2 separate regions of the Homo sapiens genome follow, and region 2 is linked to region 1. Evidence: chromatin contacts called from ENCODE Hi-C or POLR2A ChIA-PET data. All regions are on one chromosome and are shown on one strand. Each heading gives the region's core, a stretch centred on a gene start or an enhancer-like site at or near the end of the contact. The rest is flanking DNA. Distances are from core to core; before and after follow the strand shown.

Region 1 (5,590 bases), core at 3,054-5,553:
TACTCTGACTTAGGACATATCACTTTCCTCTCTTGACCTTCACATTCAGATGTGTTAATAAAAGTGGATAAAGACCACTCTAGCTTTAAAACACCCTCCAATATAGAGAGAACTCTGAAACCAGAAGCAGAAGCTGAGGAATGGTGAATAGAGCATTTTCCCTCACACGATGGGTATCAGGGTGGTTTCTTGTCCTTTCAATGCCTCTGCAGAACTTGACCCTAGTTTTTCAAATTGGACTCAAGAATGATCTTAGTGTTGGTGGTTTTGTGGTTTTCTTTGAGACTTTGTTATTGACAGAACAGCTTCTGGAAATCTGAAAAGAAAAAAAAAAAGGTAGTTTATATATTAGTTTGGAATATGAAATGTATTTTGTCATGGTCTCCAGAGTCCGAATATTGATCTCTGTGGAGCTCTCCTACCCTCTGCTACTGCTGATAACTCATAGTACTGGAGAGATAGCAGAGCCTGAAGACCAAAAAACTCAACTGCCGATACACGGCTGCAGTGTGGTCAGTTACTGATCTACCATTTATGAAGCAGGCCTACAGATGTGTGTGTTCTTCTGGGTAATTTAAATTGACAATTAATTAACAGGGCTGGTGCTAGGTAAACATTATAGGTTAGAATCCCTAGTGTGGATTAATTTGCTCTCTTCCATGATCGCAGACTCCCTGCTTAGCTCCAGTCTGCTGGTCTCCCAACATCTGCTAATGATTACATGGGCAGCATTAAGGTCTCTTATTACCTTGTTTGAAAAACTGGAAACTCATCTGTTATTGTTGGTGGTTAGATACCTCACCTAAGTAAAATATTAATTAATGATATTAGGCTGGGCGCGGTAGCTCATGCCTGTAATCCCTGCACTTTGGGAGGCAGAGGCAAGTGGATCACTTGAAGTCAGGAGTTCGAGACTGGCCTGGCCAACATGGTGAAACCCCGTCTCTACTAAAAATACAAAACTTAGCCAGGTGTGATGGTGTGTACCTGTAATCCCAGCTACTCCAGAGGCTGAGGCAGGAGATCACTTGAACCTGGGAGAGGGAGGTTGCAGTGAGCTGAGAACACATCATTGTACTCCAGCCTGGGCAACAGAGCAAGACTCCATCTTGGGGGAGAAAAAATAAATAAAATAAATACAAAATAAAAAAAGAAAAAGTCCCCAACCATTAGTTGTCATATTGTAACCTCCAAGAAGACATAACTTTTTATTAAATTTTAAATACAGATGTTTATTTTTTATTTTTTATTTTTAAGATGGAGTCTCGCTCTGTTGCCCAGGCTAGAATGCAGTGGCGTGATCTCGGCTCACTGCAAGCTCCGCCTCCTGGGTTCACGCCATTCTCCTGCCTCAGCCTCCTGAGTAGCTGGGACTATAGGCGCCTGCCACCACGCCCGGCTAATTTTTTTTTGTATTTTTTTTAGTAGAGACGGAGTTTCACCGTGTTAGCCAGGATGGTCTGGATTTCCTGACCTTGTGATCCGCCCACCTCAGCCTCCCAAAGTGCTGGGATTACAGGCGTGAGCCACTGCGCCCGGCCCAGATGTTTATTTTTACCTCAATATTTAAGCAATTTAACTTCAACCAACCCCTGAATTTGAGTTAAGGATGCAGAGTATATAAGTGTTTGTCAGCTAAACATTTTGCCCACCATCAATAGCTACTCAATAAATAAAGTTTTTTTTTTTTTTTTTTAAAGAACACAAAGCTAAATAGGGCAACTAAGAATTGAGTTTTATGTGTTATGATACAATAATGAATTTTAAACTTTCCAAAAGTACAATAACTGGTCTATGTTCTCGAGTATAAGTCTAGACAAATACAGTTTCTGGAAATAACTACAAAAGCCAACATTTATTGAGCATTTGTTGTGTGGCAGGCACACAGGTTATCTGATTTAATCCTTATAACAACCTGGGAGGTTAAGTACTATTAATATGTTGATTTTACAGATGATAAAATCCAAGGTTCAATAAGGTAAATATTTTTGCAAGGGCACAGACTTATCATAAGATGGATATTGGGGGCCTGACTCCAGAACCTTAGACCTCTACAATATAATAAGGTGAAAATAAATTTATTTCCAGAATTCCAGATACTGGCACTGGCATTTTTTTTTTTTTTTTTTTTTGAGATGGAGCCTCGCTCTGTTGCCAGTCTGGAGTGCAGTGGCGTGATCACTGCAACCTCCACCTCCCAGGTTCAAGCAATTCTCCTGCCTCAGCCTCCCGAGTAGCTGGGACTACAGGTGCGCACCACCACGCTCGGCTAATTTTTGTGTTTTTAGTAGAGATGGGGTTTTACCATGTTGGCTAGGATGGTCTCCATCTCTTGACCTCGTGATCTGCCCGCCTCGGCCTCCCAACGTGCTGGGATTACAGGCGTGAGCCACCACGCCCGGCCGCACTAATGCATTTTTAAAAATTAAAAGCAAGAGTGTTTAAAGAAAAGGTAAATACACGGAATGCAATGCTACAAATGAAAATACGAGTGATTAAAAACTACTACTCCTCACCTTGTGAACCTGCCTTGGGTTATAAAAGCAAATTTGGATATTTCTGGATTTTGCTCGTTATTTAATGGCTAACTGTATTATTTCTTTTATTTATTTATTTATTTTTGAGACGGAATCTCGCTTTTTGCCCAGGCTAGAGAGTGCAGTGGTGCCATCTCCGCTGACTGCAACCTCCGCCTCCCGGGTTCAACCAATTCTCCTGCCTCAGCCTCCCAAGTAGCTGGGATTACAGGCGCACACACCACCAGGCCCGCCTAATTTTTGCATTTTTAGTAGAGACGGGGTTTCACCATGTTGGCCAGGCTGGTCTCGAACTCCTGATCTCAAATGATTCACCCGCCTCGGCCTCCCAAAATGCTGGGATTACAGGCGTGAGCCACCGCACCTGGCCTGTATTATTTTTAGATAACATGTCATCCTGGCTTTGTGACTAATTTTATGCATAGGTGAGTGGCATAACTTGTCAGCCTGCTTTTAAATGTAACTTCCTAAAATACCAGCAGCATTTAATTTATGTACGTATGATACTGGCTTGCATTTGAGGTGGGTATCAGAAAAGAAAGCAGAAAAATCCAACTTGCCTTTTTCACCGGGAGTATGGGGGCTTCTTTGGCCAAACCGTGCGCGTGCAGGCTCCATGTGCTGGGCAGCAGCTGTCCGGCCACAGCCTGTCGGTTGCATCCTGCTCCTCTACAGAGGTTTCTCCAAAAAAAGAACAAATGGAGAGATGAAGGTAAGTAAAAGCGGCACTTTAAAACTTTTAGAGTGCTGGGTTTCTAAATTTATATTCTGAAAGACATTAATCTCTTTTTGAAAATGTTTTATGCAAGCCTAATATACATACAGTATCAACCTCATTTTAGAAGCAGTTACGACAGAGCTTTGGAACAGAATTTACGTAAACGACCTCCTTCCAGAAGATGCTACTAAAGCAACAAGATTCAAATCCCTCTCCCTCAGAAGAGCTGGGAGATCCACTGCAAAGGCGCACGTTTCAGTCTAGCCATTGCGCAGTGGTAACGCAGGCTTTCCCACGCTGCAACAGACCTGTGCTCTCAAGACAGTCTCTTCCGTGACGAGCAGGCGCTTAGGGCTACCTGTACCTTCAGACATTATGGTGTGTTTGGCCATGTCATTTGTCATAGGTGTAAAAACCACAACCGAGAGCCCGAAGCTGCTGGGATGAGCACCTGCCGCGGAACTGCATTCTCGCGCTCCTTCCTGCTCTTTCCAAGAAGCCAGGCGCGGCCGGCCAGCATCCCGCTCTCCCGGACCCCGCAGTCAGTGTGGGCAGCAGGCCCAGAGTGGTGCGAGCCGACGGCGGCGTTAGAAAGGCGGCGTCCCGACGAACAGAGTGACTCGGCCTCGGCTCCCCTTCAAAGCGCCATCTTATCGCTGCTTCCCTCAGGAGCAGGCGAGCTCTTCCCCAGGACCTGCTTCGCGGCTTCCCTTCGCCCGAGAACCACCGGGCGGAGGCGGCGGCCTCTCTGGCCCTGCCGGGAACAGGGCGCAGGGGAGGGGAGCGGCGGCCGACCGGCCTGAGGCGGGCGAACGGCCTCTGGCCTCCAGGCGCTGCCTGCTCCGGCTCAGAAGCCTCCCGGATCCCGTCCCGGCCCAACTCCGGGCCTCCGCCTCCGCCGCCGCCTCCGGGAGCCCCGAGCCGCGTCCCGCCGGCGCCGCCTCTTCCGCCTGCTAGCCGGCGGGCCTGGGCGGCGTCCGCGCCGGGCGGGTCCGCTACGTCAGCGCCGCCCGCCCGCCCCGCCCCGGCCCTCAGCCTCGGCCTCGGCCTCGGCCTCGCAGCGGCGGCAGCGGCGGCGGCGGCAGGTCCCTCCCCAGACATGGCCCTGGGAGGCGGCAGCACATGGCGGCCGCGGCGGCCATGAGCGCGCCCCCGACCCGCCCCAGTCCCCCCTAGAGGCCGCCGCCCCCGCCCGCCAGCCCGCCCGCGCGCCACGGCCCCACCACCCCCGGCCCCGCCGCCCCCCGCCCGCACCCGCGCCCGCGCCCCCGCCGCCGCCATGGGCGTGCAGGGCTTCCAGGACTACATCGAGAAGCACTGCCCGAGCGCCGTGGTGCCGGTGGAGCTGCAGAAGCTGGCCCGGGGCAGCCTGGTGGGCGGCGGGCGGCAGCGGCCCCCGCAGACCCCGCTGCGCCTGCTGGTGGACGCCGACAACTGCCTGCACCGCCTCTACGGCGGCTTCTACACCGACTGGGTCAGCGGCGGCCAGTGGAACCACATGCTTGGCTACCTGGCGGCGCTGGCCAAGGCCTGCTTCGGCGGCAACATCGAGCTCTTCGTCTTCTTCAACGGCGCGCTCGAGAAGGCCCGGCTGCACGAGTGGGTCAAGCGGCAGGGCAACGAGCGCCAGACGGCACAGCAGATCGTCAGCCATGTCCAGAACAAGGGCACCCCGCCGCCAAAGGTCTGGTTCCTGCCGCCCGTCTGCATGGCCCACTGCATCCGCCTGGCGCTCATCCGCTTCCACGTCAAGGTGAGGCCGGGGATCCGGGCGGGCCGGGGACCGGGGCCGCGCCGCACCCCTATCCCCCTTCCCAGGGCGCAGAATGTCGCCCGGCCGTGGCGGCGCTGGGGGCAGCGAGTTCCCCCAGCCCTTGCCCGGGATAGCCTGGCCGGGCCGGGCTGCAAGATGGATGGCCGCGGGTGCAGGCCGCGCGCTGCCCAAGCCCGTCTCCAGCTGTCCCTGTTCGGGGTCCGCGGCCGCGTGGGGACACTTGAGGGCTGGGAGAGAGCCCCGGACCAGAATTCGGAGGCGACAGTGTCATCATCCCCAATATCCTTAGTTTTTCCCATCCTATTTGAGGCGGGCAGGCTATCACTCACCTTCAACTTTGACAAAATACTCCCTTTTCTAATTTAGCCTGTTCTTTCCCAGCAACAGGTTCATCTTGGAAGCAGGCAGGATACAGAGTAATAGAGGGGGTTTCGCCAGAGCCCTTGGGGGCTGCAAATATCAGTGCTGCTGCCGCCGCCCTTGCCAATGTTGTTAGCCCGGTGACAGCGAGACGTGTCTAAGGGCCAGTGCCCTGGCCTCTACTTCAGAACGCAGTGCCCT
Region 2 (5,220 bases), core at 2,525-5,024, 4.5 Mb after region 1:
GTAAGTTATACGGCATAATATGATGAAACCCCGTGTATACACCACCCATCCCAAAAACTAGAGCGTTACTAACGACTTGTTCTTTTTAGGTTGTTTTTCTCTTACCTCACACCCTTCTTTTCCCTCTGAGATAAACAGAAGCCTGAATTTGATCTTTATCATTCACTTCCTTTTAGAGAATGATTTTGTTACATGTACATGCATGCCTAAACAGTATTTCATTGATTTTTGTCTTTAAGATCTATAAAAACTGGCACCAAACTGTAAGTTGTCTTCTCAGACTTGCTTTTTCTCTCTCAATATTATGAGGCTAAGATCCATACATACTCTGTATGTTTTTGACAACTTTAATTTTTGTTCAAGTATGTTTACAGGCATTGTTTTTAGTTTTTTGTTTTTTCTTTTTAATCCTCATCCATGCTTCTATGGAACAGATATAGTAGACATCTTAAAAATGAAGAAACTGAGGCCAAACGACCTGGCATATCTTCTTTATGTCTGGAAGATAAATGGCCAAAAAAGACCCCTAGCCCAGCCACAAAATCCCTGTGTCTTCTTTTCATTTGTTCAAGAAACATTTTCTGGCTGATACTCTGGGCACACTGCCCATGAGTTAGCTCTGCTCCACAAAGAGAAGAAAAAAAAAAGAAAGAAAGAAAAGAAAAGAAAAGAGAAAAGAAAAAGGAAAGAAAAGAAAGGAAAGGGAGGAAAGGGAAAGAAAGGAAAGAAAAGAAAAGAAAGAGAGAAACACTATTTTCCAAGTGTCTACAATTGCCAGACATTGTGTTAAGTTTGGAGAAAAGATACAAACCAAGAACTCTTACTACAGTGGAATTTAATAGTTGAGGAGACTATCACACCATGCTTCAATATCATGGGAAATGTCCTGTCAGCAGTAAAGTAATCAAAGACTTCTGCCCTTGACTCTTTGATTTGGGGCCTAGGAATTTATATTATAGCTGATTTATCACTTCACTAAATCAGTCTATGCCTGTTTTTCACAGATTACACATATGATATGATAAATATAAGTGGCTGCCAATTAGATTTACTTCTATCCTCTAATTAGATTTACTTCTATCCTCTTTGTGCATCTCCTTAAGAACATAAGCAAGACAACACTGGATTAGCAATGAACTGGAAGTATACTCAAGAGCTACTTTGAAAGAGTTCTTCTAACTCTGCTACTCTAAAATGTTTGGGACCACTCTCAAAATACCAAATATCCATATCCTAGTACGTCTGAACTCTTCTGGGACATATTTATACATTCTCTGTGCCCTCCTGGGGATAATGCTATGAAATATAAATGCTATTTGAAGCAGAGACCTGACACCGTTTGCCAAGGGGAATTCTGGTCTTCTTCTTCTTGCCTATCTCAAAACGACAACAACAAAAACCCAAAAGAACAGTAAACACCTACCATTTTGGTAAGCACTGTGCTAAGGACTTGGGGTACAAATATGAACCAGTTCTCGTCCTCAAGGGTTTCCAGTACATTGACAGAGAAAGACAAGTAAATCAACAATTCTAGCTAGGTGCCTTTGCAGGGATAGAGATAAATAAGCACAGGTATGACAAAAACCAGCACAAGAACCTCATGGAAATGGGGAGAAGTGGTTCCTCAAAGGAGCATGAGAGAATTAGGACTGGTTTCAGAATGGAGAAAGGATAAAAACAACACAGGGCCACTACACTAGCTGTGTGACCATGGGAAAAACTAGCTTCTCTCTCTGAATCCGTTTTCTCATCTATAAAACAAGGGATACTACCTACTTTGGAAAGCTGTAAAAGTACTAATAAAATAGGAAAGCATCCAATAAAATAGAAGGTGCCCAGCAAGGAGTGCTTTTTAAAGTCCCTGCTCAGGCTTTTTCCTCATTTAAACATTACAACTGTATTAACTGTGTAATAAGTAAAAAGCCAGCAAGCAATCAATGTGGGGTTTTTTGTGTACAGGATTGTCTACACGTCTTGCTCTGAAAATAAGTTCAGGTCCTTTTCATTTCCACCTGTACTATTAAATTACCCTTCTTAGGCTTTCTGTCCCCACTGCAAGTTCTTCCCCTTCTCAAAATACTCTAGACGAATCCTCAACACTCCTAGAGTTTCTTGTGTTATGCTAACTCTTTAACTTTAAACTTTTCATATTCTCCACTGTTAACAGACTTTGTATTTCTTAGCCTGGTACTCAAGTTTCTTCACAATCAGAATCCAAAGGTTCCCACCTCCCTGTTCCATCCAACACTTTAGACTTCTAGCTCCCCAAACCTATACTGTGTAGACTTCTGAGCCCTGGCTTCTGCGTTTTCCTTCCTGTCAAAATATGAGACCTGTAATCGGCAGTGTGCAACAATTTTTTTTAAATAAGCACATTTGGCCAGGTAATAGCACTTCCAAGAAATTTAACAAAGTTCAAACTTTAGAATGTACACAAACATTTCGGCTTCAAGAGCTTTCTTTTAGAACAATGCAAACTGGCAATAACTTAAATGCTCAGTAACAGGAAGCTGGTTAAATTAGAGCACATATCTAAAACAAAGCGTTAGGCTGGTTGCAGTGGCTCATGCCTGTAATCCCAAAACTTTGGGAGGCTAAGGCAGGTGGATTGCTTAAGCCCAGGAGTTTGAGACCAGCCTGGGCAACACGGTGAGAGCTTGCCTCTACAAAAATTAATAATAACAAAACAAAGTGTTAATTTTTTTTTTTTTTTTTTGAGACGGAGTCTCGCTCTGTCGCCCAGGCCGGAGTGCAGTGGCGCGATCTCGGCTCACTGCAAGCCCGCCTCCCGGGTTCATGCCATTCTCCTGCCTCAGCCTCCCGAGTAGCTGGGACTACAGGAGCCCACCACCACGCCCGGCTGATTTTTTTGTATTTTTTAGTAGAGACGAGGTTTCACCGTGTTAGCCAGGATGGTCTCGATCTCCTGACCTCGTGATCCGCCCACCTCGGCCTCCCAAAGTGCTGGGATTACAGGCATGAGCCGCTGCGCCCGGCCCAAAGTGTTATAATTAACATTAACTGCCCTGTTAAGATTTTTTTTTAAATTATTTTAACGTTACTAAACAGGTCGTATAGTACCTCACTTTCCAAGTGTGTATGCAAAGAAACAAGCGTGGAAGGTAGACACCAAGATATTGACAATGGCTTTCTCTGGCAGGTTATTTTAATTTTCTTCCATTTGCTTTCCAGTTTCTAAAGCTAATATATTCCTCTATGAAAACGTGTGAGTAAAGAGAAACAAATTCATGCCTTGTCTTTCTAGGCCCAATTTAAAACTATTTTCTCCCCCAGAAACTTTCCCCCTTCTCTGTCCTCATTCCTACAGCGCAGGATGCCTCTCTATGGCATTTATTAATTCCTAACCCGCCTAACACCATCTCCCATACGCTATGGCAAGGAAACCCCTAAGAGAAAAGCCCCTACGCTGCACGTAGCTGCTCCAGCTACTGAGCCAAGACTACGCAGACAGTACAAGTCTTATAACAAAGCGGAACAAGCCAGATGACGTCATCCCGCTCGCCAAAGCACATCACGTGGTCTCCGCAGCACGTGACCCGTGCCTTCGCCGTAGGTAAAAGAATGACGCACGTCAGTTCCAGATCGTGCGTTTTACACCCCTCTCGGCAACGAAGTCCGCTGCCTGGGCCTAAACCTCTCCAGAGTGTGGCACCGCCGGTGTTGGAAGTTACCTGTCTCCAGAGCCGGCTTAACGCAGCCGCACGGGGTCGCTGTAGGCCGAGGCCCCGACTCCTCCAAGCCGCGCATGGCTACTGGTTGCTGAGGTGCCCACCCGACGCATTCAACCTTCCGCTTCCGCTCTCCATGCCTGACGCATGCGCAGTGGCCTCGCCGGCGAGGTCCCGCGAACCCAGGAGAATGTGCGCGCGCAGGGTGGCGTTGAGGGAAGCTTTGAGTTCTCCATGGGGCTTCGAACCCTATCCCGGGCGTGTGCCCCTCCGGGACCCCAATCTCGTTTATCTTACACACAGCTGCTACAGTTGCCCGCCCTCCTAGGGTAGAATGCGACTCCGGCTTCCCGCGCTTTTTGAGAGGGAACACACCTCCATGAAGAACTCGCAACTATGTCTCTCTCGAAACATTATTAAGTAACCTATACGTCCAGTATGACCCTAATTTTTAAGGGATGTGTATATGTAATTAACACAGAGCGGAAGGACTGGACGTTAAGAAATGTTAAGAATTCTCAGGCACCTGTGGTCCCAGCTACCCAGGAGATTGAGGCGGGAGGATCGCTTGAGCCCAGGAGTTTGAGGCTGCAGTGAACCGTGATCGCGCCACTGCACTCCAGCCTGGGTGACAGAGCGAGACCTCGTATCAAAAAAAAAAAAAAAAAAAAAAAAAAAAAAAAAAAAAAAATTATCCCTGGGTGGTGGGAAATTTTTCCATAATATAAGTTATGCTTTGTCAGAAACAACCCCAAATAAGTCTTATTTCAAGTGTGGTGGATGTTATAAAGGAGCCCTACTATGTGCTAGGGGTTAAGGAGTGGGAACTGTTTCTTGTGCTCCACACCTTACCGGAACTGAAGTGAGAATGGAATTATAAGAGTCAACATGCCATGTGCATTGTGGGGATTATTGTCGTTTCTGGACAGCTCTGAGAAGCTAAGAGCTAACAAGAATCATTTAATCCCATGCAATGACCAGTTGTCCTTGCAATGATAGCCTATCTTTTACCCACTTGTAATGCTGTCTCTCACCTTTAGTAAGTTTCTCTGTATATAATTCTCTTTCTGGGAGAAATTTTAAAATCTTTTATCTTTTTATCTGTTAACATCTGCAGTATAAAATATTCAAAAGCATATGAGTCACAGATTGAAAAGTCTAACAACCATGAAAAGATGTTTCCATGTCTGTCCATTTGTCATTGATTTCTGGTAGAAAATAACCAGCAGGAGGAGCCAAATAATTAAAGATTGTGGTTTAAAAAATAAGATAAAACTGATCAAATTCATATAGTGTCTTTTGGCAGGTCATTTTTACAGGACAACTTGGAAAAGGCTGCCATTTTTTTTAGGAGGGACAGCTCTGTGCAGCTGGAGAAACAAGTTTGAAAATCATTGTTTTATATATATATAGCGCGCGCGCGTGTGTGTGTATGTGTGTGTTTATAAAACTGGGCCAGAATTACTGCGCTTGCCACTAGATGGTGGTGTTGCTAAAAATGATAGTCCCGCTTTATCTGTGGAAAGACTAG

What was found. A loop is a pair of places that touch in the nucleus more often than their neighbours do. ChIA-PET counts read pairs that join two places held with the same protein, here RNA polymerase II (POLR2A). Pooled maps may share reads with other maps.
Region 2: a map with no recorded cell type shows a loop between it and region 1 (18-fold over the local background). The contact joins the promoter of TRMO here to the promoter of FAM120A in region 1. A Hi-C loop is called at or near these places in 1 of 37 single-sample maps with no recorded cell type and 10 of 50 pooled maps. POLR2A ChIA-PET finds 5 or more read pairs at or near these places in 1 of 52 experiments (activated CD4-positive, alpha-beta T cell).

The regions. Positions count from the first base shown.
Region 1 is chr9:93,447,382-93,452,971 of GRCh38, forward strand. It overlaps FAM120A (family with sequence similarity 120 member A), which reads left to right and starts at 4,304. Exons shown (of 18, transcript NM_014612.5): 1 at 4,304-5,008. The coding sequence starts at 4,535. It overlaps FAM120AOS (family with sequence similarity 120 member A opposite strand), which reads right to left. Exons shown (of 3, transcript NM_198841.4): 1 at 4,766-5,590; 2 at 3,098-3,218; 3 at 1-316. The coding sequence starts at 5,328. The coding sequence ends at 230. RefSeq lists an enhancer at 3,784-4,333 and silencers at 3,914-4,443, 4,584-4,713, 5,014-5,193.
Region 2 is chr9:97,918,726-97,923,945 of GRCh38, forward strand. TRMO (tRNA methyltransferase O) reads right to left here and starts at 3,775. Exons shown (of 5, transcript NM_016481.5): 1 at 3,693-3,775. The coding sequence starts at 3,768. RefSeq lists an enhancer at 3,378-3,827.